2 separate regions of the Homo sapiens genome follow, and region 2 is linked to region 1. A link is a loop called in an ENCODE intact Hi-C map of the cell type or tissue named here. Cell type or tissue: heart right ventricle. All regions are shown on one strand. Links, peaks and the distances in the headings refer to the core of each region. The heading gives the core; the rest is flanking DNA. Region 1 holds the start of LOC107986065 (a long non-coding RNA gene). Region 2 holds the start of LOC124906219 (a long non-coding RNA gene).

Region 1 (16,036 bases), core at 5,394-13,393:
ACTAATTTTGGCAGTCCATCTGGAAATGTGGTTTTGTTAGAAGGAGGATGTGTGATAATAGCAAGTGTGATAATAGCAAGAGTTAGCAGTCTTGTGTGTTAATAGTTTGCCTTTGAATTTAGAACTAGAAAACAAGATGCTGATTGCAATAATTTGGGTTTGTGAAGCAATTTACTGCAATCTTTGCACATGTTCGATGATACACATTAAATGCATTTTGCCTGTTTTAGGGGGCGGGCAACATATTTACCCTTCAAAAATGGTTTAGCAGTCATTATATTGAAAAGTGGAAACTTTAATTGTAATGATCTGTTTTCCATATTTCCTTTCTGTGGAAATGTTTGTGTCCTGTGCAAAGCACTGTCTCCGTGCCTTCAACTCTGAATCCTGCCAAGACTCAGACCCAGCCTCCTGGTTAGGAAAAGCCTGTGCATTGGTTATTGTGCTGCCACCGTGGTGTGCCTGCAAGTGTAATGCACTTGCTAACCTCAGTTACCTGATAAGAAAATGTCCTCATTCCCTAGTGATATTTGTAGAAATAGAGTCCTACTGTGATTCTCAAGATGAAATGATTTGGGATTGGTGTCATGTATACCATCCCAATGAATGGATTTGGCCATTTCACTGAATTTAGGCCTGGTTTTCGTATGTGCCTGTCAGACTTCTTCGGAGGTCGGACTTGGCGGGTAAGGATCACTGGCTGGTAGTGTGTGACGCTTTCCCTCCCAGGTGTTGATCAGCATTCATTCCAGGCCCCTGGGCCCTCCTCTTTCAACAAATTTTACCCTTACCATTGATTTATGGTTCTAGGGGTTGTGAGTTCCTTTTGATATTTGACCTTATGGTCACAGAATGGCCATTTTGCTGAGGTTGGCGGTGTCTGTCCCTTCCATGCTGTTGCTTGAATGGCTTTGTGCTCTAGGCTGTCTCAGACCATCAGCTTGGTAGTAACAGCCATGTGGTACTTTGGAGAAGAGGGCAAGGATTAGGGATAGGAAGTGAGGATGTGGCTGCCATGCAGTTTGTGTAGGTAGGATTATCAGACTGGAGAGCTGCTAGAAATCAAGGAGAGGGTTGCTGTTGGGCTTATCTTTGGGGTAAGAGATTGGGCCGTGATTCCACATCTCTGAATTTTTGACCAGTGGCTTCCTCTGACACCTACCAAACTCTGAGAATGAGGTTCCAGGCACAACTCTAACTAAATAAATGAATGTTGTCTGTGACTAGCTGGAGCTTTGGCCACAGATCCCCATGTAGACACCTTCAGCATAGATCAGATATAGGCCTCAAGGGGCTCTTTTTGCACTACACTGTATTCTTACTGGGCCTTGCAGAGAGGGCTGGTTCCTGTAGCAATAAACCAGTTCCAAGAACTGTAGCAATCCAATCCCGAGAGAAAGGCCAAAGGCAGAACCACCTCAAAACATCTCTCACATGAGCAGGGTTGAACTTCTTGGTTCATCTTACTAGTAGGCCTACCACTTGCTAGCTCCTTGGTGAGGCCTGCCCTTGACCAGAATTCCTCCTCCCTTGGGGTGGAAAGCTTGGCACTCACTCTTGGGTCTGGAGCATGCCACCACTGGTCCTCACACAGTGTGCAGCTGCCCTGAGTTTCTAGATTCACATTTGGCTGTGGTGCTCACTGCCTGCCTCTGGCATTGGTTATGCTACTGTGGGTAGCAGTGTATTGTCGCCTAGTGCCCTGGAGACTGCTCAGCTCACATGCTTGCTTTCTACCAGCCAGCTCTGTGATGTGGTCAGTTTCCTTATTTGTCTGGGCTTCAGTTCTCATATCTTCAAAGAGGGAGCAGTAGTATTCCTACGTTTTGGGATATTTAAAGTGTTTAGCATAATGCCTACTGTTAACTTCATTTGTTTGATTTTAGCTTTTGTTATTGCTAATAAGTATTTCATTCAGTTAGATCATATGTGCTGATAAGGCCCAGGGGACAGATTCCAATTCTTATCTCCTTGGTCAGTTTCCCTGCACTGAAGCTGTTGATTGGAAGAGTGGCAGGCCAGGCAGGAGTGGGGGCTTATCACCACCATGTCACCACTGATGCCCCAGTCAGTACTCAATCCACACTTGGCTGGGTATAGCTTGCCTCCTGAGGGGAAGTAAGGCCAAAGCATTTTCACAGAGTGGAGGGAATTCCTGGTCCTAGTGTGTCTGACTTTCTACAAGATAACATAAGTTTAGATGCTAGAAAGCAACTTTGAGCCCTGCTGAGAGAAAGAGGACACCAAGAAGAAACACTGGAGGAGCAAGATTAGAGAAATAAGACTTTATACCTACCCTTGAGCAGGGCTGCCACACTGTAGATAGATAATATCCTTGCAACCTACACAAGCATGTGTGGCAGCCCTGATTCTCACAGGACTGCACATAACATAGCACTGTATTCCTTGGCATCTTTTTCAAACTGTGTCCTCCCCCATTACTCATCTGGTAAGCATTGTGTGTCTTTTAAGACTGTTTAAAGGGCATCTCTTCTGTGAAGTCTTTCTTAATTCCTGTACTCCTGGTAGAATTGACTCCTCCTTCCTCTGCCTTGCCTCGCTACGCTAAGCAGATTTTATCATTGCCCATTTAATTGTATGTATTTGTTAATTTTCCTCCTCTTAGAGTGGGTTCATTGAGGGCAGCAACTAAGACATATGTGCATCTTTGTACCTCCAGCAAGTACCACAGTGCCTGTATATGGTAGGCAGGTGCTCTCTTAGATGTTTGCATTAAGTGAATGAGTGAGGGGCTCTGAGAACTGTAGGCAAGGACTAAAGAGTTCTGGGATCTCATAGTATAGCTGCTGTGTGCTTGGCACTGGGGCTCCCTTTGTGGACAGGACCTGGCTGCCTGGTGTGTCATGGTTGGATGTGGACATCCACTGCTTCACCGCGCACCTAGGCTCCTTCTGCATACACTCACTCATTGGGTATATAGTAAGGGCTTTAACTCATGGCTCCAAGAGTGCTCATCCTGCAAAGGACATTTTTAAAGGTGTGTGTTTAAGGTATAATTCTTTCTTGGACAGATGTTTTATGAAATATGTATTGTGCATATTTTCTTAAATCCATTCAGATGAAGTTTTTATGTAACTTAAATTCTTCTGTATTTTTTAATGAAGGAGTCCTTTTTTTCCAAAGGTAGCTTTCCAGAGTTACTAGAGAAGAGGGTTGGTTCCCTTTCATTCAACTGAGAGAATGGCCTTCATCAGCATTGAGCAGCAGAGGGCACTGTAGTTCAGGAGATGAAGCAGCAAAAGTAGCTTATTAATGTATTTATTTTTTAAACATGGAAATAATGGAGATTTTTGTATACCTCCTCTGTGATAGCATATAGCAACTGTGTTAACAAATGCTAACGATAGTCTTTTAAATTTTTATCTTGTCAGAAATGAAAAGAAAGTTAAAGTACTCATGGAAAAGAGTCAAGTGAAAATAGGTTAAAGTTGGCCAAAGACCTTTTCTGGAGCACTTCCAATCCAGAACTGGTTTTTAAACACTTATAATAAATGACTGGAAATGTAAGGCCATAGACTGCAGGAGAATATTTTTTTAAGGTCATAGATCAGATTAGAGAACATCTTTTGCTTTTCTTTTAGGCCTGTATGTAGGTAAGCAACTGGGGAAGGATGATACTTTTTGCTCTTGTGATGGCTGTGAAACACCTAGATTGGATGTTTATGTTTCCCAGATATGGGGATGAGAATTTTTTGTGGTTCTGTGTTCCAATACATTTTTCTTGGTATGTGACTAGGTTTATTGCATTTCCTAGAATCCTCACCAAAAAAGGGTTTCTGTGGCATAGAATTATTGAAAGCTTGAAACCCAGGAGTTCTAGACTACAGGATGTGGTTAGAAGAAAAGAAGGAAACGTTAAGACTTGTGTAACTCAGAGGCCATATCGGCCTATTAAGTCTGTCAAATACTAGTGGGAGAGTTTTTGTTGCTTTTCTTGACCCTTTTTTCATACTTTTTAAAACTTAAAAAGACTGTTATGTTGAGATATATTCATATAAAATTCAAACATTTAAAGTGTACAATTCAGAGGTTTTAGTATATTAACAGAGTTGTGCAGCTATCAGCACAATCACATTTAGAACATTTTTATCCCAGAAAGAAACTCTGTAATGATTCTTATTCATTCCCTATCCTCCTGCCCGGCTTAGATGACCACTAATCTATTTTGTCTCTATGGATTTGTCTCTTATAGACATTTTATACCAGCAGAATCATACAATACAGTGTGTGGTCTTTTTGTGATTGGCTTCTTTCACTTAACATGATTTCAGGGTTCATCTATGTTGTAGCCTGTATCAGTACTTCATTCCATTGTATGGATATGCCACATTTTGTTTATATCTTCATTAGCTGATGGACATTTACATTGTTTCCACTTTGGGGCTATTGTGAATAATGCTGCCATGAACATTCATGTACAAGTTTTTGAGTGAACATACAGTTTCACCTGTCTTAGGTCTAAACCTAGGCATGGAATTGTTGGGTCATATGCTAACTAACTAACATTTTCAGGCACTATTAAATTGTTTTCTAGAGTGGCTGTGCCATTTTACATTCCCACCAGCAATGTATAAATGTTCCAATTTCTCCAGACCCTAACACTATTGTTTGTCTCTTTGATTATAGCCATCCACGTGGGTGTGAACTGCCAGCTCATTATGATTTTGACTTACATTGCCCTAATGACTATTGATGTTGAACATCTCTTCATGTGCTTATTAGCCATTTATATGTCTTCTTTGAAGAAATATTAATTTAAAGTATTTTGTCAGTTTTTTATTTGGTTGTCTCTTTATTACTGAGTTGTAAGAGTTCTTTATATAATCTGAATACAAGAACCTTAATATTAATAGATATATTATTTAAAAATATTTTTCCCATTATGTAGATTGTCTTCTTAACTTTTTTTTTTTTTTTTTGAAATGGAGTCTCACTCTGTCGCCCAGGCTGGAGCGCAGTGGCACGATCTCGATTCAGTGCTACCTCTGCTCCTGGGTTCGAGTGATTCTCCTACCTCAGCCTCCCAAGTAGCTGGGACTACAGGTGCATCTGCCACCATGCCCAGCTAATTTTTTTATTTTTAGTAGATACGGGGTTTTACCATGTTGGCCAAGCTGGTCTCGAACTCCTGACCTCAGGTGATCCACCCACCTCGGCCTCCCAAAGTGCTGGGATTTGTATAGGCATGAGCCACTGTGCCTGGCCCTGACTTTCTTGATGATAACATTTGTAGCACAGAGTTTTAAATTTTGATGAAATCTGTTTCTCTATTTTTTTTCCAACCCTTTTGGTTTGGGGTCATATCTAAGAAGCCATTGCCATGAAGTCTTACTCCTGTGTTTTATTCTAAGAGTTTATAATTTTAGCTCTTACATTTAAGTTTCTGCTCTGTTTTGACTTAATTTTTGTATATGTTGTGAAATAGGGGTCCAAATTCATTCTTTGTATGTGGTTATTCAGTTCTCCCAGTGCCACTGTTGAGTAGACTGTTCTTTTGCCATTAAATTGCTTTGGCAGCCTTGTCTAAAATCAATTCACCATGAATTTAAGGCTTTATTTCTGGACATTCCGTTCTTTTCCATTGATCTACATGTCTGTCCTTATGTCAGTACAACAGCATTTTCATTACTGTAGCTTTGTAGTAACTTTTGAAATCAGGACCTGTGAGTCCTACAAATGTAAACTTCTTTTTCAAGATTGTTTTGATGATTATGGGTTCCTCAAATTTCCATATGAATTTTATGATCAACTTGTCAATTTCTACAATGAAAACACCTGGGGTTTTAGTAAGTATTGCATTGAATCTGTGGATCAATTTGAGGAGTATTGCCATCTTAGCAATATTTAAGTCTGCCATGCCATGAACATGGAATATGCTTCCATTTACTTAGATCTTTAATTTTTTTCCAATGGTGTTTTGTAGTTTTTACTGTGTAAGTCTTACACTTATTTTGTTAAATTTATTCCCAATTATTTTATTCTTTTTTATGCTATTATAAGTGTAATTGGTTTTCTAAATTTCACATTTGGATTGTTCGTTGCTAGTGTATAGAGATACAGTTGATTTTTGTCTGTTGATCTTGTATCCTGCAAACTTATTTGAATTTATTAGTTCTAATATCTTTTTAGTGAATACATTAGTATTTTCTATATATGACAGCATACCATCTGCAGCTTCCACCTCTGCAATCTGAATGCCTTTTATTTCATTTTCTTGTTTACTTACTTTGGCTAGAACCTCTAGGACAGTGTTGAGTTGGAGTGGTAAAAGTAGACATCCTTATCTTGTTTCTCTTAGGGGGGAAACTTTCAGCCTTTCACCATTAAGTAGGATGTTAGTTGTTCTGATCACGTTTTATTTCATTTTCTTGTTTACTCACTTTGGCTAGAACCTCTAGTACAATGTTGAGTTGGAGTGGTGAAAGTAGACATCCTAATCTTGTTTCTCTTAGGGGGGAAACTTTCAGCATTTCACCATTAAGTAGGATGTTAGCTATGGGTCTTTTGTAGGTGCCCTTTATCAGGTTGAGAAAGTTCCCAATTATTCCTAATTTGTTGAGTATTTTTGTTATGAAAAAGTGTTGGATTTTGTCAAATGTCTTTTCTTGACTATTGAGATGATCATGTGGGTTTTGTCATTTATTCTACTGAGTGGTGTATTACATTTATTTATTTTCAGATGTTAAACCAACCTTGTATTCCTGGAATTTTTGTACCTAAATTCAGAAGGGATACTGGTCTATAGTTTTCTTTCAATGTCTTTGTCTGGCTTTGGTATGAGGGTAATACTGGCCTCATAAAATGAGTCGAGAAGTGTTCTCTTCTGTTTTTGGAATAGATTTTGAAGGATTTGTATTAATTTTTAAATGTCTGATAGAACTTAACAGGATGCCATCTGGACCTGAGCCTTTCTTTTTTTTTTTTTTCTTGACATGAAGTTTCGCTCTTGTTGCCCAGGCTGGAGTGCAGTGGCGCAATCTTGGCTCACTGCAACATCCACCTCCCAGGTTCAGGTGATTCTTCTGCCTCAGCTTCCCAAGTAGCTGGGATTACAGGCATGCGTCCCTACGCCTGGCTAATATTTTGTATTTTTTTTTTAGTAGAGACGGGGTTTCACCCTGTTGGTCAGGTTGGTCTCAAACTCCTGACCTCAGGGGATCCACCTGCTTTGGCCTCCCAAAGTGCTGGGATTACAGGCGTGAGCCACTGCGACTGGCCTGGGCCTGAGCTTTTCTTTGTGGGAAGTTTTAAAATTATTAACTCAATCCTTTAACTTGTTATGGGTCTGCTCAGATTTTCTTTCTTCTTGAGTCAGATTTGGTAGTTTATGTCATTTTAGGAATGTGTGCATTTCATGTAAGTTAGCTAATTTTTTGGCATATAGTTGTTCATGGAATTCCTTTATAATTCTTTTTATTTCTATAAGCTTTGTGATGATATCTCCTCTTTTATTCTTGATTTTAGTAATTTTTTTTCATAGTCTTGCAAAGGTTTGTCAATTCTGTTTAATTTACCAATTTTTAAAATTGCTTCAACAATAATCATTTATTTGGCTTTCTTTTTAGGGTTGATTTCTTTATTCCAGGAGTCTCTGTGGTTGGTGGGTTTTCAATATGCTCCAGTCCCAGACTGCTAGAACAAGAGAGAGTGATAGAATTGGCAGTGAAATATACGAACCACCCTCCTGCCCTCTGGGTTCACAATACGGTAAGCACACTGCCTGTTTAAACGCGATGATCTGGGTATCTCTGCCACCCACAAAATTTGTGTTAAGCTCATTTGATTCACCTAAGAAACCTGGGCTTGAGTAAAAGGGTACATGCCCAGAAAGAGCTTCTAAGAAAGGTCAAAGAAACTTTGATGCATTAAGTATGAGTCAGAGACTTTGGGATCTGGAAGTATTTTCTGGGTCACCAAACGGTATTCAGTTGAATACTGCTTTAGAATTAAAATATTTTATATTTTAGACAAGTTCTAAAAAGTTGGCTCTCTGTGTCATGTAAATGGTAAATCTATAAATCAGATTATTTTGTCCTAACCATCCTAAATAAAGGGAATTAAATTATTATTCTGTCATTTTTGGAGGGGAAACTATCTGATTACATAGTACTGCTTCTTCCCAGAGGTGAGCACAGCTAAATCCACGGTGCCATTGCCTCTCTATTTCAGTGTCTGGAAAGCTCTTCACTCGGGATTCTGAGAGAGAATCCAATTTGATTGCTGTTAATAACTCTTATTTCACCACAGGGCTCAACACAATCCTACAGAAGCTGCCTGTCATTACCTACTAGAACTCTGATAACAAAGAATGAGCTCAGAACAGATCAGTTACTCGTTGTCTTAGTTTTTGACCCTTCTATCCTTTTCACTTATTGCTTTTTCTATTCTTTTCCTTTTCCTTTCACTTCCTCTTCATTGCAAGAGTGTCTTCTATATTTACCAACAACCTCCATCCCAACCAGGCATTTTCTTACCTTCTTTACCAAAAACACATACCAGTATAAATATGGCTTCAAAAACAGCATTTTCCTGTTTCCTGGAAATCATTGAAAATCAATGAAGGAAAAAGAAAACAAAACCTCTATTTTCAGCAAAACTTGGAAACACACTGTAGTATATTTTTAAAGGTTGCAGAGAATTTTTGGGTTTCTGTAGGAGCCACATGGAAATAAGTAGAGGAGAGAGGCCGAGTAGCAAATTTCATAGAGCACCAACAAAAATACATGAGGGAGTGGGGTGGGACTTACAGCTCTTGCCTGCAAAGAGGGTATGGAAACACAGTTGCGTTTTGTGGCTGTAGAAGGCCCACCTGAACGCAGCAAGGTTCAGTTAGGAGAGAAGGCACGCAAAGAATCACACAGGCAAATCATGTTTGTAGGAACTAATATGTCCTGTAGTAGCTGAAGAGAGCTTTTATGTTGTGAAAACCAGCTAGCTTAGGATACTCTCTGGCCCATCCCCCAATGTAGGACCCTCTTGCAAATAGTCCAAAAAAAAGCACAGTTCATTTCAATCCCATGAAAGAAATCAAAGAAGACATGAGTAAATAGAGAGATGTACTGTGTTCATAGATTGGAAAACTCAACATAGTAAAGAAGTCAGTTCTCCTTAAATTGATTTACAGATTTAACATAACAATAATCAAAATCTCAACAGGATTTTTTATAGATATGGACAAAGTGATTTTAAAATTTATATGGAACAAAAAAGGACCTAGGATAGCTAAAACAATTTTGAAAAAGAAGAATAAAGTGAGAAGAATCACCTTAATCAAATTTAAGATAAAGCTACAGCATTCAAAACAGTATGGTATTGGTGAAAGGAGAGAAACACATCAAATAATGTTACAGAATGAAGAGTTCAGAAATAGACTGACATATATGGTCACTTTATTTTTGACAAAGGTGGTAGATTCAATGGAAAAATTGAAAGGCAAAAGGATAAACTTTTCAACAAAAGTTCTGGAACAATTTTGCATCTAGATGCAAAAAACAAAAAAACGAAAAACCAAAAACCTTCAACCTAAACCTAAACCTCATACTTTATATTCAGAATTAACTCAAAACGGATTGTAGATCTAAATGTAAAACATGGTACTATAAAAGTTCTAGAAGAAAATGGGATATTTGGAACTTGAGGGTAGGTAAAATTCTTAAACACAATACCAAAAGCAAGATCCATCAAAAAAAAGGTTGATGATAGGACATGGTCAAAAGTAAAACTTTTTCTACAAAAGGCATTTAACACAATTTAAAAACAAGCTACAGACTAGGAGAAAATATTTACAAATCAGATATCTAACAAAGGGCTTGAATCTAGAATATATAAAGAAATCTCAAAAGTCAACAAAAAGAAACAAGCAACATGATTTTTTTAAATGGACAAAGGATTGAACAGACACTTCAGTAAAAAAGGATATGATGATGGCAAATAAGCAATGAAAGGTATTGAAACATCGTTAACCCTGAGGGAAATGTAAATTAAAACCATATGTGGTGGGATGCCACTACGATCTAGTCTAATGTCTAAAATTAAAAATATTGACAATACCAAGCGTTGGCAAGGATGTGGAGCAACTGGAACTCTCATATATTGCTTATATTGCTAGTGGGAATGCAAAATAGTACAGCCGATCTGGAAAGCATTTTAGCAGTTTTCTATAAAGTTAAACATACACCTAACATATGACCCAGCAATACCACTTCTGAGTGTCTTAGAGAAATGAAGGCTATGTTTATATAAAAGCATAACATGAATATTTATAGCAGTTCTATTCATAATTATTAAAAACTTCTAGAAACAACCCAAATGTCCCTCAGCAGGTGAATGGATAACTTGTGATATAGTCATACAAGGGACTATTAAAGAGATGAATTATTGATGCATGCAGCAATGTGGGTGAATCTCAGAGGCATTCTGTTGAGTGCAAGGAGGCAGTCCCAAAAGGTTACATACTGTAAAATCCCATTTTTGTCACATTCTGGAAGACAAAGATATAATGATGGGAAACCAGTGGTTGACTGGGGTTGAGATTACTGTAAAGGTAGGATCGATAGCACAGGGGAATATTTTCAGGGGGTGATGGAACTAATATATGTTTTGATTTTGATGATTGTTACCCAGATCTATATGTGTGTTAAAATTCATAGAACCGTATACCAAAAGAAAAAGATTTCTATTAAGGAAATTTTTAAAATAAGTTTTTAAAAATGTGCAGGAGCAACATAATATATTCTTGTGGTTTACACGTCAAGTTGTGTCTGTCCAGGATAACCCCCAGATGCCTGTGTAGGCATTTCCATTGTAAATGTATCCTGTCACATTTTTACCCTGCAACCTTCTGAGTCTCTCCGTCAGTGTGGCCTCAGCTGCCTCATTGCTTTTTGGAGTCTCTGGATTTTCCCCTCATTACTGGCTCTAGGTTGCTCCTAGAGGTGCTAAAATATGCTGCTGGGGTGAGAGCAACGAGGTATCTGCATGCCCCTTGCTCAGAGTTGAAATAAGCATAGCCATCCCAGTTCCTAGTGCCATGAACATCTCCCCATCCTCCCTGTTATCCTTAGCTTCTCACGCGACCTGGCCTGGTCCTGGTCCACAGCTTCCTGCTTGGTTTCATGCCTCATTGGCATTTCAGTGAAGAAACTTATTCTTACAGGCTGTAGAAAATCTCAAAGTGTTATTGCCTGAATGCACATCCTAATTGTAGTGCCTGCTCTACTCTGCCCAGTGGGAGTTGCAAACAGCCTTTATGAAGTCAGATTTTTCTTGGAATCATTTTCAGGTGGCTATTTTCCTCCTGAGGATTTGTCTTATTAAGCCATTCGAGTGGACAATGGAGGCACGTGAGTGTCTGGGTGGCAGCAGGCTGCACCGTTGAGACATGGAATAAAGTGCCATAAACGTCTTCCTTTATTTTATCTGCTTTGGCTCAAGCTCTTGGCAGGGTAAAGGGTTCTAGACAGCTATTGTGTGCTCAGCTCCAGTTGCTGTGGAAAGGTTGTTTATTTCACAAGTAGAAAATCTATACCAAAATTAGATACATTGCTGTGTAATTGAAGGTAATGTCCTTTTATTCACTTACATATTACAGTGTACAGTACTTTGAGTCTTGTGTTCGTGTTACCCTCGCAGTTTTTATTGATCAACAAAAAGACAAAGATGGCTTTTAATTCTTCCCGGATGCTACCAAATCAGAATACAGACCTACCGAAGATTATTTTGTCGTCAAGGATAAGACAGGCTTCTTGAATATTATCTTTCCCTGGGGCACATTTTCTTGCCAACTTTAGAGTTGAAAATACTCTGGTTTCTAAAAACAATAACCTAGAGGCTTTCTTTGTTGTCATTACTAAGCATGCCAAAGATGGCCACTGGAGAAAATTATTTCAGTCTCTTTCACTCTGATTCTTATAGATAAAGAGAGAACTGCACAGGCAAGCAAGAGAGGGAGGGAAGGAGGATATAGGAGATGAAATTCATTGTCATCGTTAGGCAGAGCCTCTTGTATCTTAAATTCTATTTTTGAGACTTGAAAGGAAAGAATATTTTAAAGCACTTTGGTAGCCACTGTAGCAGTTCCTAGATTTTAGTTATTCCTAACTGAATGCTCCCTTGCTGCTAATTTCTTTTGTCAAAAATGAAAACCCACTTATCACCATTCATGTAAAAATCTCCCACATATTTAAAATAGTGAGGTTCAGACATTTTTTCCCCTGAAAGAGTATCCATTCATTTAACAGTTCTTTACCAAAAAAGACATGTTTTTGTGAATTCAAATAATTTTCATTTTTCTTAGATCTTCTCTAAATTTAACTCAACTTTAACTTGCAGAGACCAAATTAAATTCATGTCCAGAAGTACCTACTGCTCACCTGACATGCAAGGTGCCAAGGTGTGAATGCTAAGGGTTTGGTTCTCAAAAAGCACGCGATGTGTTATTACTTCTTAGGAGGGCATTCATTTAGTTGATTTATGCCAGGAACGTGTAATGGGAGAAACCTATGCTCTTAATACAAGTTTCTTTATTCCTAGAATCTGTTTTTTAGTGACAGGGAAGAAGGAAGCTGGTATTGCCAGCACTTTTTCTTTTGTGACAGCTGCAATGACCAAAATTCCTTCTTATGTAGAGCCAGATACTCGGGAGTTCCACCCACTGTGAGTCAGTTCATGTTCACACCAACCCTGTGAGGTGGGCAGTGCAGGTGCTGGTACCCATTTTCCAGGGGTGGCAGATGAGGCTCAGAATTTAAGGGACTTGCTGGATTTCATAGGGGCTATGATTAAAATTCAGTCTTTTGACTCCTAGATCAGTGGTTTTTTTCCAAACAAGGGATTACCAACTCGGTCAGATCCAATGCTCCTTTCTAGAACTGTCCTGAAATGAAAGTCATAGTTAATGTAATGTACCCATAGGTTTTTTTTTAAATAACATAATTCTCTAACTAATACAAAGGAGAAATAAAAGAAAGTGATCCATAATCAAAGAGTATGTATTTTAAAATATAAATGGTTAGGCAGATCTAACTGGAAGATAGAATGAAGTAATCAGATGGCTATTCCTAAACATAGAATCACCGTGAATACACTGTCTACAAATGCAGATGATAAAGATGTGTTGTGTGGGTGACACATGTCACTAAGTGGAATGTGGTTTTCCAGAACAGTGAACATGCTTGGTTAAGTTCTGAACACAACAAAGTGTAATCTACACTGTGGCTACTGAGTTTATTTGTAAAATGAGCTAGAGTCTAGTCTCAGATCATTATAAACCAGTTTTCACCTACAAGAACGTCTTTTGGGCCATTCACAAGTCATTGTGCAGGACAGTCTTGTGCATTGTAGATAATGGTGTGCTGGCAAACCAGCTGTCTGAATTTATCTGAGTTGTATCATTTGCTGATTTCTGTGCTGTAAGTACTCCTACAATGGCTGATTTCAAACTACCAGTAGGAACTTTCTCACAAAATTCCTGTAGATTTGACCACCAGCTTAGTAGGAGCCAGCTCTGGGAAACCACGAATTTTGTAGGATCTCTAGCATCTCTGGCCCTGCCCTTTAAATGCCAGTTGGATTCCCCAAATCATTGTGACAATAAAAAATGTCATCACAAGTTTCCCAAACACCTTCATCAGAAGCAGTAGCACCCCCACTGAGAAAAACAGTACATTCAACTCTGATGGTATTACGGGCATAAGTGACCTCACCAAATAGGTGCTTTATCTAGATAGGTCTATGTGATACTCCCTAGTATGAAGCCTCTGGCTGCCTGTTCTTGTTTCTCTAGGGAGACAGGAACAGCACTGAACAGTACTACAGGGCTGGTCTAAGCCTGTAGAGCTGGTCTGGCTGTGCCTTACTGAGGATCAAGAAGGAGCACCAGTACTTACACTTTTCAGCCTTGATGAACCCAGGGCAGGCAGTCTAGTGACATTTGCCACATCCTGTTTCTCTCAGCTTTGGTTAGAACACAGGAACACAACTCAGATAAAGGAGACCCATACTTCAGAGCTGTACCCTGCCTTTGAGTCCATTGCCTCTTTCCTCAATCCAGTTCATCGCCTAAGAAGTTAACAAATGGTGAAATCACTGAAGCACATCTCCTTTTCTCAGTATTGGAATGGCTGTTCATTATGGATTACGAAGGTGGATTAGCCTGTGGCCTATAAAATGAGCAAGTGGAATCAATTCACAGGGCATCGGGAAAATTGGGAGCAAGCTATAAAAATAGTCTTAAATACTGATAATACAGGAGATAGACCCAGTTTTATTAAAGTAGAACATTTGGTTTAAGACCTTTGCTACAAAAGACTAAAAGGTCTTTTCTTTCCTGCCTTAGTGTACACTTGACTGTGAAGTGGCTGTGAGAGTGGGTGGAGAGTTCTTCTTTGACCCTCAGCCTGCGGATGCCTCTAGAAACCTCGTGTTGATTGCAGGAGGAGTCGGAATTAACCCTCTGCTTTCCATCCTGCGGCACGCAGCAGATCTCCTCAGAGAGCAGGCAAACAAAAGAAATGGATATGAGATAGGAACAATAAAACTATTCTACAGTGCAAAAAATACCAGCGAACTCCTGTTTAAGGTAAGGGAGGTATAGCTTGCTGTAAGCAAACTTGTGTAGTGGTATTAATTGTTCATGAAAGTTTTTTCTCTAGGTTTTGTTTTCTCTGCAAAGGTTCAAACAAAAGGCTTGGCAAGATTTAATCATGCTTAAATGAGAACTAACCAACACACCTTACCCAAGACAAGTAAAACTGCTAGTGTTGAAGAGGCTAGCAGTTAGGTGACAGGAAAGGGTAGGTTTTGGTGGGATGGAATCTGGAGGTTAAATGAACAGAAAAGTCACAAGGGTCCCGAGATTCCAGTCAAGAGACCTACAGTGGACTAGTGTATCACAGGAGTAGGTAAGACTTAGACAGTTTGGACCCAGCTGGGTAAATGAAACCCCTGTCAGTTGCATCTGTTTAAACTAAGTGCATTTGATGAAGAAAGCTTTCACTGGGGATTGCTTTGCAGCTGCAGGAATGAACAAAAGAACAGAAACAGTTAAAAGACACAACTGTGGTCAGTGAAACTGCTGCTTAATTGCCAATGCTTGAGAAAAAGGAAAAAGAAAAAACTCCCGGAGAGTTGGTAATATGCTTGTTAGCATATTCAGATTTCAATTAAAGCCAAATAGCCCTCTGTAGTCTGAATGCTCTGGCCTGCTAGGCTGCAAACAATATCTCTCTAAGTAGAGAGCGAGAGCGGCAGACGTGTGCAGAATGGGAGTTGAGGTTCAGCGTCAATGGTTGTGCACATCTGTTTTGATTTTTTAAAATTGTAGTGTGACCAAATATGTTTGACATTCCAGAAAAATATCCTTGATTTAGTAAATGAATTTCCTGAGAAGATTGCATGCAGTTTGCATGTTACAAAACAGACTACACAAATCAATGCGGAACTCAAGCCATACATCACGGGTGAGTCCCCTAAAGATATTTTGACTATCTCCATGCAGTTATTTGATGGACACACCAGTTGGTTGAGCGTAGATGCTTTATTGTTGGAAGCTGCTGGCTGGGAATGTCACTATCTGGGGAATTGGGATGATTCCTCATGGAAAAATGGATATTTAGTTGGGTTTACTCATTATATACAGGTTTCCTATTGCCTGTGTTAAAAGTGTACTTTTCACACTTTTTAAGAGGCCTTTGCATCATCACTGTAGTGTCCATACAAATAATTTATATTCCAGATTTGGCTGAATTGATTCCATTTGCCATTAATGGTCATTTAAACAACTCATAATTTCCTCTGAAAGGATTTTTATAAAACAGTTACTTCCTTTGCTGAAGGCAATTTGTATCTCCATCAAAGACCAGTAAGCTAGCTGGCCCTTTCTGCAGAGTGCATTACGATGAGCTTCCCACTTTGCTTGCTTAGGTTTAGGAAGCCTGGAGATGCACTCTGCTTGGGTCTGGGCCCAGATGCCAATAGGAGCCATACTGTGAATGGCTTAAGAAGACTAGACTCACTG
Region 2 (16,036 bases), core at 4,976-12,975, 170 kb after region 1:
CTCAATTTCTCTTTTTCCACCGTGATTTTTATCTATTGTGTTATTTTGATATTTGTACATTTACTGGGATCTGGCAGGATGAGTTGCACATGGGTAGCATTTATATTAACTAAATTTGGTTTTCATTTTAGAAACAAATTCCTCCTTTCTTCTTTTTTTCTGCTGCCAAAGCCCAATAGGCTTATAAATAAATACACAGCCCACAGGAAAGACTTGAGGAGGTTCAGGTAGACATTTCATTTGAATTTCCGGAGCCTGGTTTTATCTTAACAGCCCTCATACTCCTTGGACCACACCTGGGCAAGCAAAGTGAAGTGGGAAATAAAATAGTTGGATCAATGACGTCAACAACCAACGCCGCTGTCCAAAACCAAAACCTCACATTTCAAGCAGAGGCTGGGTGGGGAATATATATTTTTTTAACCTAAATCTTCTTCTCATTTTCTCCTTTTTTGGTGAGGGTAGAAATATCATGTAAGAGGCCTGTTATACAGATAACTAACGCAAGAGACACGTGAGCAGACGTCACTTGAGCCTCATTTTCCATGCCAAAATTCAGGATTTAAGGTCTAAAACCATAGAGAATATTTTAGAGCTAGATGGTTCCAGAAAATCTGAGACATGTGGCCACCACAGCTGTGAAGTGGCCCACTCTCTCCCACCTACCCACCCCAGAATTTCTTACCCTTCATAAGGCAGCCCCTACTCGAGGCTGGCCAGACTTCTTCAACAAATGACAGACAAAGCAGGTTTGGTCCCAATGTAAAATGAAGTCTCAGAACCCACGGCTCAGCCATTTTGGAGAGTGAGATGAGGAGGCCACGCCACAGAGGCCCTCGGGCAGCACAGCTGCCATGACAATATGGGCCAGTGCCAGGAATAGGAAGGATCAAGTTAAATGTTTGTGATCCAATAACAAAACCACAACATGGGCCCCATTAAGCAAGGTTTAGGTAGAAGCTAATGAACTGAATCTAATTTTCTTTTGACCATCTTTGACAAGGAATAAGCTCTGCTATAATGAGTTTCTTAGGCAATTCAAATATAGACATTACAGTGGGGCTCAATAAAAAAAAACAACTCTCACAAAGGAGCTGATCTCCTCAAATAGACTCTAAGGTGGTTTAACTGGGAAGCATATATATATTTCTTTAAAACTCTTCCGTGAATAATCAGGAATAATTATCCATTTTAAAATACTTTTTATATTTCCATTTTTAATTAAAAATATATACACATACACGTACATAAATACATACACATAAATGTATGAATTTTCCACCAGGAAACCCACACTAAATACCTAGGGTTTTTCTGTACTAATTGAACACACTATCACACTATAACCCAAAGGCCTGGCCACAGACAATAGCAGATGCTTCAAGAGAAAGAATAGGGCCCTTTCAGCCAATTATACAATTACACGATATGACCATGTTTACATTATCAAAGGGAGGCAGACCAAATTACCTAGCTACTTCAAATTAATAACCCCATTTACCTCAATTATCTGGCAGGCAGGGTCTAAATAACCTGAGTAATTACTTCAATTCATTCAGATGGTATAGATTTGGCCTGTGTGTCCACAAGTAATTTTTCCTTCCAGTACACACACCTTAAACCATCAGCAAATATCAAAATGCACAACAGCAAACTCCTGTCAGTTTCATCTATAAGCAGTGTAAGCAAATCCTCTCCATTATCTGGCAGATTAAAATTTGTTATACTCTTAATAATCCAGGTTGAGGTTTTCTTTTCTGACAAAAACTCACTGGACCATAGAATTTTAGAGCTAGGAAGTACCATCCAGGGCCCACAGTCTAAAAGCCAGCTCCTGGAAGCAGTCCAACCAGAAATTCAGCCTGCTCACTCATAGCACGTAAGGCAAGGAGGTCTGAAGCCCAAATGCGTGGGTTCAAATCCTGGCTCTGCCACTTACTAGCTGAATGGCCTTGGCAAGTTCCTAAACCTTGCCAAGCCTGAGTCCTCTTCTGTACAATGGTGGTAATAAGGGAACCTGATTTATAGAGTCAGAACAAGGATTAAATGAGACAATCCACATAATGCACTTAGCATGCTTCTTGGCACATAACTACTATTGTTAAGCCCGTACTATTATTATTCTTATAGCAGCACCACCTTTAATAGGTTCCCCCAAAGGATGTGTCCATGTCCTAATCCCTAGAACCTGTGAATAGTAACCTTATATAACAAAGGATGTGATTAAGTTAAGGACCTTGGAAAGAGGTGTTTATCCTGTTTTATACAAGTGGTCCCTAAATGCAGTCACATGGGTCCTTATAACAGACAGGCACAGAGAGTTTTGAGGCAGACACACAGGAGAGGACATAGGTACATGGAGAAGAAGGCAATATGAAGACAGAGCAGAGAGCTGCAGCTACGAGCCAATGAATGCAGACAGCTGCCAGATGCTGGAAGAAGCAAGGAATAGATTTTCCTTCAAGAAGGGGTACGACTCTGTTGACACATTGATTTCAGACTTCTGGCCTCCAGAGCTCCAAGAGACTACGTATCTATTGCTTTAAACCACCACATGTGTGGTAATTTGTCATAGACAGCAGCCCCAGGAAACTAATACACTACCTCAATGGGTGCAGGTCTCGTTTGACCTTTAAACTACAACTTGCAGATGTTAACAGTGACAATGATAAAGCCAAAGATAAAGGTGCCTAAAAAACGGAAACACCAAGGGCTGGTGTTATGAATTGAGCTTAACAAAAGTAAAGAAGCGGAAGAATGCAAGAGACAATGAGCAAAGAGGTTTGGTTGAAGGATACACAAGGGTTCGGGGAAGGAAACACAGGAAGCATGAGGCTAGAGCCTGATCCTGTAATGGTTCTCACCCACTAGAGACAGAAATCTACAATGCCAGTGTGTTGTTTGTTTCTAAATAACATGTTTATCCAGTCAGTACTCTATGCTTTTTCTTTTTATTTATTATGCTTGGAGTTTGTACAACTTCTTGAATCTATGGGTTGATCTCTCTTACAAATCTGGGGAAATTCTTAGCCTCAAACACTGCTTCTGTCTCATTCCCTCCCTCAAACACTGCTTCTGTCTCATTCCCTCCCTCTCTGCTCCTTCTGAGACTCCAGTTATACATATCTTAGACTTTTCACTGTGCCCCACTTGTCTCTTATGCTTTTTTCTATATGTTCCATTTTTCCCTCTTTGCATTTCAGCTTAAATCGTTTCTATTAACCTTTCTTCCAGATCACTATTCTTGTCTTCTGCTACATATGATCTCTCTGTTAAAACCCTATCCATTGAGTTCTTAATTGCAGATATCTTTTTCAAGTAATAGAAATCCCATTTTATTCTTTATAGATTCCAATTCTTTGTTTAAATTTTTCATATTTTCATCTATTTTATCCATTAAAAATTTATTTTCTTGAACATATTAATTAGTTATTTTTAAATTCCTTTTTTGCTAAATATAATTCTATTCACTCTGGATCATCTGTGAATCTGTTTCTATCATTTGTTTTTCTCTCATTTTTGGGGAATGGTCACATTGACACACCTAATAATTTTTGATTGAATACCAGACATCATGTATTAGAAAGTTGAAAAGATTTCTGATGAAGTTATCTTCCTCAAGAGATGGCTCTCCTTTCTTCTGTCAGGAAAATAGAGTTGGGGATGGGGGTGCGGGCTGATGACCTAAACCAATCAGGAACTATTACAAGACTCAGGTTGCTCCTGGCTTACACCCTTTGCTAGGACTTAGCCCTCCTGGACTTCACTGAGAGCCTGGTGTGTTCACCATGCCCCCACCCCTCCCAACCTCCAAAAGCAGGTACTGAACTGTAAATCCTTATTGTCTCAGCACCAGAAGATTACTCAACACCCCTTCTGCTTTCCGGAGGGATTCTGCTTATCTTTCGAACCTCTCGTCCCATGCAGTCCAGAATTTAGCAACTGTCTTGAAGGGAAAGCCAACTGTGCATTTCTGGCTCCTCAAGCTCCAATTTTGTCTCTCCACTCCAGTCCCAAGAGAACACAAACGCTCTGCAGGTTTATTTTTCCCAGAGCAGCAACATTCCGTCCAAGCAAAGCCCAGGTCCCCATTATTTTGTCAGCACTCAGAATTAGAAATCTCCCAAAAATAAAGTAGCTACAGATCGTCAGCTCACCTCTCCACAGTTCTCTTCTTCTTGATATTTTAGCCCCCTACTCCTCATTGTTTCAACACTTCCCAGATTTAAACAGAATGTTGCTTTCTGTATTTTATATAGTTTTTGTTGTTCTTCTTGGGATCATTAGTTTGCCTCAAACTACCCAATCCTAGCCAGAAACAGAAATTTCTCCTTTATATTTTTCAAAGTGTTTTCATTGTCATAATTAGTTCCCCCCCATATAAACTAATAATAAGAAGAAGGCAGTATTTTTTACTCTGATATTTTAGAGCACAGTTTGCCAGTGTTGGGCAAACTATGGCCCACAGGCCAAGTCCAGCCCACTGCCTGGTTTTGTAAATAAAGTTTTATTGGAATACAGCCATGTGCATATTCCAATAAAATGTGCATATTGTCTATGGCTGCTTTGGCACTACAAAAGCTGTTGCAGATTTAAGTAGTTGTAACAGAGACCACATCACCCACAAAGCCCAAAATATTTACCATCTTTCCCTTTACAGAAAGTTTGCCAGCCCCTGCTTCATTTGAAGGAAACTGAAGCTCAGACACATTCAGTGACTCGCAAGTTAACTTTGGAGAGAAGATTGCATGTGCGGTTCCCTGATTCTTATTCCAGCCATCTCCCCACTCTTCTAATTTGCTTCCCATCACAATGATTTATTACAATCATTTTTTAAGATTAACACAACAAGGAGAGAGACAGAGGGGAATGAGTCTGAAGCAGACAGTCCCAGTAAGGAAAAGGGAGGTGTCTCAGCGAACACAATTAAGGGTCTTTCTATTTTTGGAATATTTGGGGAATTTTGGCAGTCACCTTGGAAATCTGCTAAAACAAATAATGGAAGGCAACTATTCAAGGATGCCACTTCAAGGTAAAAAAAAAAAAAGCCTTAGTATTTCATAGAGGTTTTTGTTGTTGTTGTTCAGAAAATGAACATATAAGGAAGAAAAATGAGAAGTATCCTGAAGAATGTGTTCAATTTTTATCCATTTGATTGCTGAACGCTTTCATCAAGGCAATTCTCTGAGCACAGGAAAAAAATATCCCCAACAGAGGTTGGCAGCTCAGAGGGACACACACACACACACACACACACACACACACACACCCCATGCCTGATTAAACAAAATAATTTTTAAAAATCCAAAATCCAATACAGTTCGAAACTTAACAATAATTTAAAAGAAAGGCCACTTGCTTTCCCCTCTTCTGCTTTATACAAATACATGGTAATTTGCTTCTTTTTAATAGTTTGTACAATCTGATGAGTGGTGCAATTTAGCCCCCATGTCAATTACGGATGCTAAAAATTTCAGAATTATAAGATCACCAAAATTATCACACCCACCAAAAAGACCTGCTGGGGACAGCTAATCTTTTTCTTTTCACTATACCTTGTGCAGAAGGCTGAGCAGGGGATGTCCACATCTTGCCAACCCTGGAGCTCCATTTTCCCAGGGAGGACTTGAGCGGGAAAAGCAAGATGTAAGGTAGAGAAAGACTAATTCATAAAAGTAAGGGAGTCATGCCCTTAAAAAAGAAACACAAACTCCTCTAAAAGTTGAGAAACAAAAAGCTCTCGGGCCTCCCTGACAAGATTCCATAGTTGTTTCTCTCAGCGCTTAGATTTCTCCAGAGGCAGAAAGGCAGAAGCAGAACTTAGCTCACATTTCTTTGAATGAGCCATTTAAATGCCCATCACTCCACATCACTCTCATGCTCTGAATTCTTCTGTGGCTCCCCAGTGCTCAATTTTGGGGTCCAAGCGCTTGAATGCAGGATACACCATGCACCACAATCTTGCATCTCTCATCACATTCCGTTTTCAGCCACTGTCTGCCTAGCACGTCCTGCTCTTGCAACAAAGAACACTTTTAACTTGCATCGTCCTCTCATCCCAGCTTGCAAAGGAACAGGTACACATGAGGACTGCATTCCTATTCAGGGATTTACGTGGGAAAAAAAGAAATCAGTGTTTTACTTTACTTTTAAAGATGTAATATCTATGAAATCTCTGTTGTTATTTACCTATGATAGTAAAAATATTGCAAAAATTACCAAATTACGAAGTATGAAGTGACCTCCAACATCATATACTCCAAATTCCTCAACTGGTGGTTCATGAAGCTCAGAAAAAGATGCAGAGGATTCCTTCTGTTCTTTGATGAACACTTAAGGCCGTTTCAGAGAAGCAGCCATTACACCCCTTTCCTTCTGGGCCTGAACTCAGGCTCCTTCCTAATTTAAGGAAAAAGTAAAACACCAACCATCCTCAGAAACCAACCTTCTTTACAGGCAGAAGTTTCTTCCAACCTGTTACCTGCGAATTTCAAAATCATACCTCCTGTCTGCCAAACAAGACTGCCAGCTTCTCAAAGCAAGAACTATACTGAGGTAGGTATAGACACTCATGTACACAGAGACACACACACTGAGACACACATACACAGACACACATACGCTTCTCATAGCTGAAAACATGGAAGGCAGTCCATCTTTCTAGACAGTGAGTATCTAATACAAGTCAAGACACAGTAATTACGCTACAGACAAAGGGAGGGAGGATAAAAAGGAAGGTCACTCTGATTGAAGAGGAGATGGTTAGTAGGGGGATGGATGCAAAGGCCAGATGTGGGAGAAAGAGACTGGCAGGCCTAAGGTCAATTCTTATCTTGTCAGTGTGGAGAAAAATGTGTTACCAGCAGCGTTTAGTCTAATGATGTGTGAGAGATACACAAAACAAAAAGGGGGGTGAGGGTTTTGGGTAGAAGGAAATCATGATCGTAGTCCACTCCTGAGCTAAAGGCCTGAGCCTGGGAACCAGTGGGAGGAATGAAACAGACGGATGCATAGAGAGATGCTGGAAAGAATAATCAAGTGGATATGATGGCATTGGAAATGAGGGAAGGCAGGAGAATAAACCACAGTGCCTTGGTCTTTCAATTTTGAGGAAGAAAGATCCCAAGGTCAATAACACCTCACTTATGCAGAGGCCCCTTGGCTCACAAACTCAGCCATCCAGATGCAGCCCCCTCCTTCTCAGACTGCTCCAGTGCCATCCACAACATTCCACACAGGCCCTACACACAGGACATGGCCCCGGCTGCCTCCGCTGCCCGCCACTCATCCTCATCTCTACTGGATCCAGACACTTGACTCATTCGTGATCCTCAAACATGCCAAGCACATGCTGACCCCGGAAGGAGCCTTCTGTAAGAGAGTGGGCAGGGCCTGAGCCCGGGGAATGCCCAGGGTTAAGGGGAAGCAGAGAAAAGCCCTCAAAGAGGAGTGGCCAAAAGAGGTGATGACCGTGCGCCATGGAAGGGAAACCAGAGATGCAAAAAGCCAACGGCAGTTCATGCACATCAAAAGCTTCAGGGGCATGCAAGTGAATGGAAACAAAGTTCAGTTGAAGAAAGGAATAAAGAAAGGAAGGAAAGAAGACAGAAATGGGTGAAAGCCTTTCACAGCAAATATCTCTGGCAGACAGAGCAGGGAGCAGACCCCAGAGGAAGGAAGTCTAAAAGAGCTTCATCCCTCACCCCACTCGTGCATTTTGGCAGCACCCACCTAAGAGTACACTTTGGGGAAAGAGGGTGAGAGAAGCAGGCTCGCTCTTACTACTACCCCCAAATTAATTCCTCAGCAAGCCTTTCCCATTCATTATCATCATCTTTTCTTCATAAATCAAGTCTGCCAGACTCAAAGACTGGAACATTCAGGAAGTGCTTACTCAAAACATAGAAACATCAATATGGAGACTGCAGACCCCAGAATGATAACAGGGTGAGCTATATTTATATCCCACGGCTGGTGATGCCTCAGCACACTTCACTCTCTAGAAATTCCGTCGGCTTAATTTATGTGGCTCATTCCTCATTCCCTTTCAGCTGACAGGCTTCTTATCTTTTTCATTTGGAAACTTATCTGTAGGAGTTCCCAAACCCTCACTGTCGTTCGTTTTTGAAGTACCTGCATTCTGTCTCGAGTTTCCGGTAGATAAGTAGGGCTCCCTTAGATGCTGTCTGCCTATACCCCATGACTGTCAAAAATGTCCCCACCCTGGGATCAGGCATCAGATCCTAACAACACTGACAGAGTGAAGGGCACGTTTCTCCCTTTGGTGGGATTTTCTCTTCCAAGCCATTAAAACACTTTAAGATGCCTTTTCATATCTTTGCTATCTTTAGATTAGATGCTTAATGCATAAATCAGCCCAAATAGAGTGATGGAGTAGCGGGGAGAGGCTGACGCATTTCCTCACGTACAACCCAGCGTTTGAGTAAAAAAAAAAAAAAAAAAAACTTTACTCAGAAAAAAGATAAGGCTAAAATCAGATCTCAGATTAAAAATGGTAAGGAAATTGCAACTAGCTGTAGCCAATTCAAGCTGAGCCAATTATCACCAATCATAAAAGATGACTTATAAGAGGCCCTGGTGCCCCAGTACAATGGAGCAATTAAATCTTTATAACTGAGACAAAAAAAATGCCACATAATTAGACACAGCCAGAAAAGGGTACGTATGCTTCCCCTTCCTGTGGCTGGCCCATTAGGGCAGGCATGCAGCCATTTCTTCACTGCCAAAAGGCCAATCCATTCCCCCCATCACTCAGCCTGCCTGAATCGCATCTGACACTGGCCACTAAGGTGGAGTTTCCTTTGGCCACAGGCCACTAACAATCCTTGAGTTCCCGCCTATCCCACGTCCAAATAAGTACAAGAATAACAGTGTCCTTATCCCACAGGTTACATGTGAAAAATATCTAGCTGTCTATTGAAGAAGTCAAGGGCATAGCTTCCGGAGCTAGGCACTAAGGTTCAAATCCTAGCTGCGCAACTCCCTAGCAGTTTTCTCATCTGTAAAATGTGCATAATCATAGTATATACTTCACTGAGTGTTGTGGGGATTAAAAGAATTAATATATGTGAAGGACTTCGAAGCGTGACTGGTATATATTAGGTGCTATGTGAGTCGGTTGTTGTTATTACATACTTCCCAATAGTATCATTATCATCATCATCATTATTATTAAGCACTTTACAATAGCAAGAGTTGCCATCAGCAGCCAGTTATGAGGCTGTTATGCTTATCCAGGCTGGACAAATCTGGGCCACTGGTTAGAGGAATGGAGAAGACAAGCTGACACCAAGAGACAGTGCAAAGGCAGGTGCACGACCTTCCACAGATGCCTGGTGCAGGCGGGAAGGAACTGGAGACGCAAAGTGGGACTCCAGGATGCCGCACTGGGGAGCATGGTAGGGCGTGCTCCACAGAGGGAAGGGGGGAAGAGAGAGGACCAGGAGCTTGGGGGCAGACATGCTGGCCTGAGGCCCCTCCAGGACTTCCACAGAGGACGGCCTTGGGCCCAGAGGATGCTTGCTCACCTTGAACATGAAGCTACTTCTTTTTCCCTCCTTGCACAACAGCACTGACTGGACACAAAGCCAAAGTCAACCCCAGGGGAAGATAGGACAAACAATCACAGCAAGTACATCCCCAAGGACCCTTTCTGTTGACACAGGGACATTTCCTGAAGGTTTATTCTGCCCCAGCCGCTCCAGATATGTTATCTCATTTCACCCTGACAATAACCCAGAGGAGCTGTGTGCTCAGAAAGGGTTAAGTGACTTGCTCAAGGTCATGGGGTTAGCAAGGAGCAGAAGTGAAAATTGAACCTAGATCTGTCAGAAAGAGAGGGGGGTCCAGGCTACAGACCCAGAAACTTGTGTTCTGACACCAGAGATGGGATTTCTCTGGGCCTTCATTTGTCTATCTTTAAAATGGGGATATTTGTCCTTCCTGCTCCACTTCTGGTATGACTGAGGATGCTCCTATAGATCAAGTCTCCTGCAGATAACAACTATAAACTCTGCACACACGCACACACACACACACACACATACAGACATAAAAACAAAACAAAACAAAACAAAGCAACTTTCTGAGGGCACTGGAGAGGAAGCCAAGGCAGGCAGATACTGGAGGGCATCAACACTTGCAAGAAAAGTACTGCACTGGGCGAGGTTTTGTCTCTGATGGCTTTTAGCCCAAGGGCAGGCCCTGGTTGGTACCACAGGAGCAGCTAAAACTCGGACAGAAACCCACAGTTTACTGGCTTGAAGAAACAGAAGACAGAACACAGGGCTACTTCAGCTGGTAGAATATGAAGAGAAAACCCCAGAAAGGAGAGAGCCAGAGAAAAGAGCCCCAGATTCTGTGTATAAACTCTGCCCAGATCTCTGGCAGACTCCTGAACCATGCATGCACGAGGTACTCCCTAAGCAACCCAGCTAAGGCTAAAAGAACAAATTTCAGCTGCCACCCAAGAGACAGAGTTGGCAGCTGGAGTCCAACTGCTTGTTTGCTAAAGCAAACAAACAAAATCAACAGTCATCAGAAGAATATAACAGAATCCAGAGTCTCCACACCATCACAGTCACAATGTCCAGGATACAATTCAAAATTACCACAAAAATGTCATAAAAAATGTTACCCATTTTAAAGAAAAATGGCAATCAATGAAGACCAATCCCAAGTTACACAGGGTGCTAGAATTAACAAACAAGAATTTCCAGATAACTATTATAACTAAATTCAATATCTGTCCAACCTACCTCACAGAGTTGTTAAAGGTAAAATATGCAAGCAAAAAGTGCTTTGGAAAGTTTCACATACACTACCTCTAAAAAATAAAAATAGAAGTGGTCTCCACTTTTTATATCTGTTCCCAAAAACCACAGAATAAAGCAAACCATTTTAATATGCATCTTTCTTCTAGGAATAAGTTACACTCAAGGATTGATCAAAACCCTATTGTTAAATAAATCACAAAGACAAAAATGTGTGACTATAAATCAAGGCCTATAATGCCTATTACGCCACAAATCATTTTAAAACGCAAAATGGGCCACATGTCACAGTCTACTTTATGCAGTGGGAGGAGACAGTATGCATAGTGGTTACCATCATTGGTTCTGAAGTTAGACAACCTGGGCTCAAATCTTAGCCTCATGACAGAGAAGCTTTCTTCCAAGGTGAGTTACTTAGCCTCTCTGGACATCAGTTTCCTATTGGAAAATATCAATATTAATGGTCCCTGCCTCTCAGGATTGTTGCCATAATTCACATACAGGCCTGCATAGCAACTTGGTGCACAGTCGAGTGCTTAATAAATAGCAGCCACTGTAAAGGAGGTCAGGGAGAGAAGGAAACTTGCCCAGCATTGTCCAGCTGGCCAATTACAGAACAGGGAGTAGAACCTGGATCTATTTTTCCATTTTTAAAACTCTTCTTCACACAAGTTTTTAAATAGACACACATGCACTATAAATTGGTTATCCCAAGTTCCTTAAGCATTCTAAAACACACACATAAAAACACAAATTATAGCTCTGTCATGGCACAAGTTTGATCAAAAAATTATGAATTTTAGAAATCAGAATATTTTATTTTTAAACTATTTTTTATTCCTTTGAATTTGAAAAGTCTTAAGATGTGGTTTAGAAGGACACTCTCCTTTTTAAAAGGTGACCCTGAAAATTTTACATGAGTGTTTTTCTATTTCCAATCACTTTCACCAGCGCCCACACCAAGCCTCAGAATTCACTCACACATAATCCTCGATAGCATCTTCATATGGGGGGGTCTCGCTGCAGCCTTTGTAAGCAGAGACCAAGCACCTCCTGAATATGGTTCTTTGCATTCACCATTTTTCTTTTCTCTTCCTTCCCATTTCCCTAACAGCTGACACAGCATTAAAGAAGTTAAGCTGTTAAAAAAAAAAAAGGCTTGAGGAGTTAAAGAGGAAAAGTCACATTTCTTTGCCTGAATAATGTGAGGATTGTTATACCTGTTTGTGAAACTTGGGACTTTGTCTTTAAAAAAAAAAACAAACAAACAGGTGTTGGGATGGAAAGCCACTGAGAAAGGCAAAGTGTTCTTCTCTGCATAGCCCTCTTGCTCCCTGTGACCGAGTGAAGGGCTTGAGAAATAAACTACAAGTATTAAACACTAACTGCAAAGAAGAAACAGAGATCATCCAAATAGGCAGATCCAAACCTAAGCCAAGAGCCTCTAGCCCAGTTCTCGTTTTGTGAGAAGAAATTAGAACCTTAAAAAGTTTTCAGAATAAGACCCCAAACAACCAAGCCAGGAAGAGGACAGAAAACCTGGAGGAGCCCAAAGGGGTGCAGGAACTTCTGACAGGTGTATGGTGGGAGGACTGGACCAGGAGGCATTGATGAGAACTCAGCCAGAACATTCTAGAATTACAAGGAACAACCGGCCTGATTAATATGCGGAATCTTGGCAAGGCAGAAACGATTCTCAGTTATGTTTCCCACTCCAGGAGAACGTGACTTCCTGTTCGAAATGGAGGAGGGCTTTGTCCCAACACATGATGATCTTCACAGGCTGACATTCTGGTCTCTTCATTACACAGGAGTGACGCCTGAAGCTGAAGCAATTAACACAATGTTACACGACCGAAAGCTGAGGCAAGGGGCCAGTGTGGAGCCATGGTGAGTCACCAAGAACTCTGGATTCTTCCAGGGGCTGGCACTACCAGGTTGACTGGCCCTGGGAGATTTCTTTCTCCAACAATGGCCTCAGTTTCCTCATCTGCACAGAGTCAGACAGGTAGGGCGACCCCAAAAGTTCATCTCCCTTCTAAATGATACTAGGAAATCTGTTGGCTATAAATGAACTCATCGATAACACTCATTTCCCATTTAGATTTTCTGAGGAAGTGACTTTGGACAACCATGGTGTACACACACGTACACACATACACAAACAGTACTTTCAGTCTGCAATTGCCTGTCTATTCCTTCAGCACAATTAGGTCAACACTGTTGACCACAGTATACCACCTCCACCCCAATACTGGGCCAGACTCCATGATACCAGGTGACTGGGTGTGCTGTGGGGTGCCAAATGTCCACATATTGATCATCTTATCACACCTATTGAAAAATCCAGTAAGACTTGAAGTACCTTCCTGTCAGATGATTAAATAAGGTCCACAAAAATACTCTGTTTTCTTTCTTTTTTCTTTTTTTTTTTTTCCTGAGATAGAGTCTGGCTCTGTCGCCAAGGCTGGAGTGCAGTGGTGTGATCTCGGCTCACTGCAATCTCTGCCTCCTGGGTTCAAGCAATTCTCCTGCCTCAGCCTCCCAAGGAGCTGGGACTACAGGCATGCACCGCCCTGCCTGGCTAATTTTTTTGTATTTTTTTTTAGTAGAAACGGAGTTTCACCGTGTTGCCCAGGCTGGTCTGGAACTCCTGAGCTCAGGCAATCCACCCGCCTTGGCCTCCCAAAGTGCTAAGATTACAGTTGTGAGCCACTGCACCTGGCCAAATACTCGGTATTCTTGAAAGCATTCTATTAGTACAAGGCATTTTTACTTTCTTCCACCCTGCTGGCTACTCCCTCAGAGACGGAGAGTCCCTCAAAGTCCTCCCACTTCTCCCTATCCTTCCCTGTCCTAGAAGCACGAAACCTACCTCTCCGGGCTGCCCTCGCCCTTGTGAACACTGACTTCTCTGACCAATGCCTGTGGTCCTGGTGACCTGGGCTGTGCCACATTCCACACTGTTCTATCGTGCAGTTGCCCACCCAATATGGTGAACAACAGCCCTTGGAGAGGGATTGATTAGGACAAACGCCCTCATTTTGCAGATGAAGGAATGAAGGTTCAAAGGAATTCTTTACATCATTCCTGTCTTGGGGAGGAAATCTTGCACTTACATTTGACTCTTCTTTGCATTTGGTATAAAAATAGCTATCATTTACTGAGAATTATCTAGGGGTCTAACCAATGCCTTTTCTGATGACTTTATTCAATTCTAACAACGCCAGGAAATATACTGCATTTTACAGATAAGAAACTCAGACTCACAGGGCCTAAGTAACTCATCCGAGGTCACAGAGCAAATGAGAGAGATGGGTCTCCCAGCAAATCTGCAGGCCTCAGCCCAGAGCTGTGCCACACTACAGCCCATGCTTTTAATCACTCTGCCAGCACTATTCCCTGACATGCAGGGTGATGGACTGCTACACAGCTGCTGATTAATTAGTGAATGCTGCTGCTATTTGCCCTCCTCCCCCAAGATAAACAAAGGCTGACCATGAGAAAGATACCAGTACACCCCCAGGAAGCCAGCCGATTCTCTGGTGATGAGTGATGCTGGGAACAGCAGACTGGACATCTATGGGCATCTGATGGCCACTTTAAAGCACTCAAGGAGAGGTGAAGAAAAAAAAAATAGGCTCCCCTCCAATGCAATTTTTAAACCACTGATTCACCATGCAATGCAGTGTTAAAGTCAAAAGAACCTTAGCCACTACTGTATTTGCAAAAATTCTGTACTTTGTTTTAAAAAGCACCATTTGTTAGCCCAACATTCCCCATGGAGCCAGTTGGGAGATGACATCTTGACAAGTTGGACTCTTTCGGGACAAAGAATACAAGCTGCATCAGTTCTATTTCTTCCCCAGCCAGAATACACAGGACTAGCCATCAAGGGGTAGAAGCAAAAATGGCTCCTCTCCTCTTAAACCTAGTGATATGGTTTGGATATTTGTCCCCTCCAAATCTCATATTGATATTTGATCTCCCACGTTGGAGGTGGGGCCTAGTGGGAGGTGTTTGGGTCATAGGGGCGGATCCCTCACGAAAGGCTTGCTGTCCTCCTTCGAGGTAATGAGTGAGTTCACGTGAGAACTGGTTGTTTAAAAGAGCATGGCACCTCCTCGTCTCTTGCTTCCTCTCTCACCATGTGACACACCAGCTCCCCTTCCACTTGCACAATGTTTGGAAGCTCCTGGAAGCCCTCACCAGAAGCAGATGCTGACGCCATGCTTCTTGTACAGCTGGTGGAATCATAATCCAAATAAACTTTTTTTCTTTATAAATTGCCCAGTTTCAAGTATTCTTTTATGGCAATACAAACAGACCAAGACACCTAGTATGTTTAGAGTTTTGCTTACCAGCCCCACAATTTTTGAATCTGCAGATTTGGAGCTGCTGGTTCCCAAGAGAGGAATGCTTCCTCCAGGAGACACTGCAATGGTTTTACTGAACTAGAAGTTGAGATTGCCCCTTGGCTATTTTAGACTACCAATGCCACAGAAACAAAAGGCAAAGAAGGCAATTACCCTACTGGGTGAGGTGAATGATCCCAATTTCCACAGGGAAACTGGACTGGTGCCATTGCTGCCATACAACAGGGGCAGAGAAGAGTATGCCTGGCACCTGGAGAGTCTCTAGAGTGCCTCTTGGTACTTCCATGTCCAAGAGTAAAAATCAATGGAAAACTAAAGCAACTAACAGACACACAGAGAGAATCACTGAGGATTGAGATCCCTAGGTTATTCCACCGGGTAATAAATAAACCTCTGCCACAGAAGGTGCTGGCTGAGGGCAAAAGCCAAGTCCCAGCAGTCACGGTTTCCATATTGAAGCAATGTTAATTCCTCCTCTCATTCCACCAATCCCAGATAAATATTCTATATCCTACAGACTGAACCAGGAAAATAATTTATGCCACCCAGAGACAGACACCATGCCAACTGGGACTTTTTGTCTTCCCTTAAGAGTGTGAATACTGCATGAAGCATAGACACATCATAGGCAGAAACAAAGCTGTCCTGCTGTTGTGCCAAGTTGAAAATGTGCAGGAGGATATGTGAATGCTGAGAATCTGAAGGGTTGGACTGTGCTGGTCATTTAGTTGCCATCTTTCTGATCCAAGTCTGACCTGTGTGGTGGGGCGAGGACTGTGCAAACTGCATCCTCGCTTTGCCAGTTGAATTTCTATTGGGTTCTGCCAGTAGGGGCTCAAGATGGAGAAGGCAGAGGGGAACCTTAAA

Evidence for each region. Peaks named below come from ENCODE experiments on the same cell type or tissue, not always from the same donor. Only the 100,000 strongest peaks of a DNase experiment are listed, where the experiment ranks them.
Region 2: it touches region 1 in a loop (2.9-fold over the local background); 5 of 110 quality-filtered maps call a loop at or near these places.

Annotation. Positions count from the first base shown.
Region 1 is chr3:16,287,270-16,303,305 of GRCh38, forward strand. OXNAD1 (oxidoreductase NAD binding domain containing 1) reads left to right here. Exons shown (of 9, transcript NM_138381.5): 6 at 7,587-7,728; 7 at 14,357-14,599; 8 at 15,371-15,479. It overlaps LOC107986065 (a long non-coding RNA gene), which reads right to left and starts at 14,362. Exons shown (of 2, transcript XR_001740608.2): 1 at 13,908-14,362; 2 at 9,389-12,895. RefSeq lists a silencer at 13,720-13,839 and enhancers at 14,245-14,826, 14,827-15,406. In heart right ventricle, for the core only: no CTCF peak of the experiment used is centred there; no DNase peak of the experiment used is centred there.
Region 2 is chr3:16,460,187-16,476,222 of GRCh38, forward strand. All of the region lies in intron 2 of RFTN1 (raftlin, lipid raft linker 1), which reads right to left. It overlaps LOC124906219 (a long non-coding RNA gene), which reads left to right and starts at 12,605. Exons shown (of 3, transcript XR_007095839.1): 1 at 12,605-12,683. RefSeq lists enhancers at 7,238-7,367, 7,608-7,737. In heart right ventricle, for the core only: no CTCF peak of the experiment used is centred there; DNase peaks (open chromatin) are centred at 8,771 and 12,545; H3K27ac peaks cover 5,459 bases.